Regions from separate parts of the Homo sapiens genome. Here region 2 is linked to region 1. The links are chromatin loops, found by intact Hi-C in ENCODE. Cell type or tissue: CD14-positive monocyte. All regions are shown on one strand.

Region 1 (2,500 bases):
TTTTGAATTTGCCTATGACCTGAAAGCACCCCCTTCCAGTTGTCCCACCTTTCTGGACTGAGCCAATATACATCTTATATTGATTGATGTCTTTTTTTTTTCTTTTTTTTTTTTTATTACACTTTAAGTTTTAGTGATTGATGTCTTTTGCCTCCCTAACTGTATAAAACAAAGTTGTAGCCTGTCCACTTTGGGCATATGTTCTCAGGATCTCCTGAGGGCTGTGTCATGGGCCACGGTCACTCATACTTGGCTCGGAATAAATCTCTGCAAATATTTTACAGAGTTTACCTGTTTAGGTCATCAATTAAAAAGTGGCAAATATATTCTGGTTGTAATTTTTCCATAAAAAGAGATACAGTGATTTGGGTCTTTTGCTTGTTTTTGTTTTTTCTTTCTTTGCGGGGGGGACGGCATTGGGGAGATAGAAGATTATGGAGCACCAAAAATGGTTGTGTGTTACATGAAGGGAACAAGATGTTGGAATATCTGTTTGAATGGAATGGAATATTCAGGATAAAGTGCAGCAGGTCATGAAGATAATGCAATAAGACATAGGTATTTTGTGCCTCCCACATTAGTATAGGGCCTGAGGGAAATGCAAAGCTGGAGAACTGGGCTCAATCCTCAACAGAGCTTCAGGTCCAGAGAGAAGAGCCACATAAGAGACTGACATGGTGGGTGGGAGGGAGGGAAGAGTGATAAGAGTTAAACAGAATTAACCTGTCTCTAGGTCCTAAATAGGATTGAATTGTGAAAGCTCTACTCCAGGTTCACTGCAGATATTGGAAGTAAGACAGCATTTATATACTTAGCTCTGTGGGTGCATGCTATCTTCATGCCAAAAAGTTGCTAGAATTATCTGACAAAGGAAAGAACCTGTGTAGCTGTATGTTTTGCTCAGGTGGTGGGCAGAAGTATGCAACTGAAGCTGAATTCTGTCTCTCTCCATGTATTTGTCCCTGTTTATTTGGGGACAGGTGCATTTTACTTTTAAATTGCATGTAGTAAAGTCTTATCTTCTAAATTAAAGAGATATGCCTGTCCATGTGTTAGGCTACCAATAAATAAATTGGTTGAGGGAAGGAAGTTGGAAGAGAGAAAAGTGGAAAGAAAGGAAGGAGGTAAGGAAGAGAAGGAATGAGGGAAGGAAAGAGGGAGGAAAGAAATGAAGACCTCCCTGTATGTGTGTGTGCTTCTGTGCACTATCACATGGATTTACTACAAGCAATGGCATCTGAGGTTATGGAGGAAGTGAAATCTGTGGGGGACTCTGAGGCTTTGGGCTGTGGCAGGAAAGCAGGAAGTCTTCTTTGGTGCCAGATCTCTTTGGACGTTTGCGGTGGGGAGGAATGTGACTGTTCTTCCTCCGCAAGTGAGGGTAACAAATGTGACCATGATGATGGCATAGCAACTCTGTTGCTTGCCAGTCAGCTCACGGTCCCTTGTAAGGCAGATTACCTCTAAAGAGCTGCCAAATTTCCTTTCGCTGGGCGCATCAATACAACAAACGCCAGAGAACCCTGTGCCACCTTCATTTACTGTCTGCATTGGGACTACTTGCTTTATCTCCCTCCAGCAGCGAGTCCTCCCTCCTCTGTTCCTATATTTGATGCGATCAGCCTTATGTTCCATGGTCGTATTTTTTCAAAGGGAGAGAGGGTGGATCTCTACATCGTGCGATTCTCAGGAGGGATTGTGGTTGCTCTCATTTAGGGAGTGCCCTTTGTGCTGGGCTGTGGCTTGCAAATGTGTGCATTATAAGGTGCCCGGAACTTGGATGGGTATAGTGAATATTAAATGTAAAGAGTCTAGGTATATACTGGGCCTTGATCAATATTTATGGAATTCAAAATGTTTAAATACTTAACTATTTGCTTTTCTTTGTTATTATTAGTATTATTATTAGTAGTAGTATTACCACGCCTGGCTAATTTTTGTATTTTCAGTAGAGATGGGGTTTCACCATGTTGGCCAGGCTGGTCTCGAACTCCTGACCTCGTGATCCACCTGCTTCAGCCTCCAAAAGTGCTGGGATTACAGGCTTGAGCCACCATGCCCCGCCTCTTTGTTCTTAATTCTGTTTTCATTTGTTCTCTAGCCAAGACCCCAAGTCTATAATGATCAAGAGGGTTGTTTTATTTTTGACAAGTGGAAACCCACATGTTTCTGAAAAGTGGAGTGGTGGTGGTGGTGGTGGTGGTAGCATAATCTGGAAGACCCCTAAAGAAGGCAGTGCTACCTGCCATATTTGACTTGGGGGTCAGAGCGAGAGTCTGAGTTGGAGAGTTGGGAAGCTAGAAAAATGAAGGACTAAAGTAAGAGATATTCCTTATTTCTCCTTTTCCTTTTCCACATATCTTGAGAAAGAGAAAGGTTTTTAGTTCAGCAGAAAATGGGAGATGCTGGGGCAGAGATAAAAATGCTCCCCAAACATGGCAGGGACTTCCTTGTATTTCTCGTTCTCCTTGTAGTTAGGTTGAGCTAAAGGAGATGCTAC
Region 2 (2,500 bases), 80 kb after region 1:
CTGGCTCATAGGTGATTATCTCCTGGATCTGGAAAGGAAGGAAGGAAAAGAAAGGAGTAAGGGGATTCTCTATAGAATGTGGATTTTTCCCACAAGAGACTTTGCAGGGCAATTTCAAGGCATGGCAAGGAAATGTATTTGGGGGTAAAACATTTTGATTTTCTTCCTTGTTATGCCAGAGTCAGATTGGAAAGTAAGTCACCATATACAGGGTTAAAATAAAACCCATCTGATGAGCATTTATGGTCTCCAGACCCCTTAGATAGGAATTTGGCCAAGATTAAAACAAACAAATACACACACACAAAAACAGAGCTTAGTCCTCACTATGCAGGTGAAATCTCACAGATAGTAGCCCTCAGAGAGAATAGGTAAATGTTTCTTTCAGACCTTTAAAGGTATCAGACTCTCAGTTAATCTTTCCTAGATCTGCAAGGGAGGACCTCAGGAAAAGCCTGTTGCATCAATGCAGATTCTCTAGAGACACAAATCTCCCCACAAAAGACAGCTTTGCAGCACTGCTTCTGTTTGCAGATCCTCTAACAGCCATCTCAAAGTATGTCAAAGGAGTATATTTTTGGGTGAAATAGTTTTGTTTTCTTCAGGTATTAGTATTCAGCTTTTAAGAGGTGAAAGAGAGAATGGAGAATTATGGAGTGTTTTATTTTTTTTTTAATGGGCAAGATTTGGAAGTGGCTTCCAAATCATAGAATGTCATTCATTCTTTGTCCCCGTTGCCACAGCTTAGTCCTGTAGCCAAATCAAACTGCAGGAGAGATTGGGAAATTTAGCATACCTGTATGCTTAGGAGGAAAGGGAAACAGATTTGGTAAGTTGCTGTGTTCCTTTACATATGTGGTATGTGTATCTGTGTTTTTTATAGAGAATGTCATCCTAAAATAATCAAAAACATCAGAGTGTAGTTGAAAGAGAGTTTATTCAAGCACAGTGCTTGAGGATGTACCCACCAGCAAGCACAGATTCCAAAGAATGGAAGTCAGTGTTCCAAAGTATAAAAGTTTCAGATCATTTATACAGATAAAGTTCAGGGAAGTTTAGCAGAATTTCAACACCTTTCTATGGAAGGCTTAATGCATAGTTACAATGATCTGATTAGTTGAGGTGTTTTTTTTCTTTCTGGAAAGATATCTCTAACATTCCACACTGAAGATGTAACCCTCAGGGGGTCTGTTTTGAGGATGCAATCTGGTCTGAGTTAGGTACAGAACAATAGAGGAAGCAGTTAATCTAGAATAAATATCAGTGATTGGAAGGAGGAAGTCTGTTCTCTGGTCTTTCTTAGTCATTTACAGAACCAGAACAATGAGGAAGACGGTTAAGCTGTAATCTAAGAAGCAGAATTGCAAAACATGCTACATGACTCAGATCACAGTAGCAGCTCTCTCAAAGTTTAAGGAGTTTGCAGTGTTCTAACAGATTTTAAATTTTATTCATTTTCACAAAAATATCAAAATGTTTTCCAAAGTTGTGGTGCCATTTTATACACTGCACAACAGTTTCCCAATATTTAATATTGTCAATACTTTTAATCTTGGCTTTTCTGGTGGATATGTAGTGGAGCTTGTTGTGATTTACTTTGAATGTTTGTGATTATTAGTGGTATTTAGCCTTTTTATATGTCATCTGGATATTATATATTCTCTTTTGTGAGGTGCCTATTCAAGCCTTTGCTTGTTTTTCAATTGTAACTGCCTGAGAGGTTCTTTCTGCCTGCTGCACAAAGAAAGACCATGGCATTGCAGTAAAGAAAGTTTAATAGACCTGAGACTGGCCACACCACGTGGGACATGGAAGTAGTACTCAAATCAATCTCCTCCAAGCTCATAGTTAAGAGGATTTTTTCAAAGCCAGTTTAGGGAAAGGGTGGCAGTGGCCAGGTAATGGATGCTTGCTGATGATTGGTTGGGTTGGAGGTGAAATCATATGGGTTGAAGCTGTCCTTGTAAACACCCAAGGGGTTCACCTTGCCTGCTGCCTAGACAAAGTGCCAATTCATCAAGACAGGACTTGCAATAGAGAAAGAGTAATTCATGCAGAGCAGGCTGTATGGGAGACTGGAGTTTTATTATTACTCAAATCAGTCTCACAAGATAATTTCTTATCTTGTGGCTAATGTTAGTCCTACAAAGGCAATCTTGTCCCCCAGCAAGAAGGTCTGCTTTGGGAAAGGGCTGTCTGTGTTTTAAACTATAAACTAAGTTTCTCCCAAAGTTAGTTTCAGAAATTCTCCTTGTTGTATCTGAAAATATGCCATTCCAGTGAAAGCCTTGAATAGGCAGTGTCTCCAATTGTGTCCTGCTACAAAGAAAAACAGATTCTTATTGAACTCATGAAAATAACAATATTGCCATGAAATAATAATGTTCTTGAATAGCTTCTAAATTCTGGAGAAATCAGGTAGAGAGAAAGGTAAATGTCTCAATTTGCTCACGAAAGTTTACTTTACCTATTGCTATAAGCCATGAAGAGCTCAAAAGAA

Evidence for each region. Peaks named below come from ENCODE experiments on the same cell type or tissue, not always from the same donor. Only the 100,000 strongest peaks of a DNase experiment are listed, where the experiment ranks them.
Region 2: it touches region 1 in a loop (4-fold over the local background); 3 of 110 quality-filtered maps call a loop at or near these places.

The regions. Positions count from the first base shown.
Region 1 is chr7:143,204,954-143,207,453 of GRCh38, reverse strand. LOC124901764 (a long non-coding RNA gene) reads left to right here and starts at 740. Exons shown (of 2, transcript XR_007060567.1): 1 at 740-2,500. In CD14-positive monocyte, no CTCF peak of the experiment used is centred here; a DNase peak (open chromatin) is centred at 1,323; H3K4me3 peaks cover 1,039 bases; H3K27ac peaks cover 929 bases.
Region 2 is chr7:143,125,069-143,127,568 of GRCh38, reverse strand. No RefSeq gene overlaps it. Among named protein-coding and RNA genes, the nearest start is that of PIP, 5.8 kb to the left of the region's middle. RefSeq lists a silencer at 1,267-1,467. In CD14-positive monocyte, no CTCF peak of the experiment used is centred here; a DNase peak (open chromatin) is centred at 1,338; H3K4me3 peaks cover 1,519 bases; H3K27ac peaks cover 1,614 bases.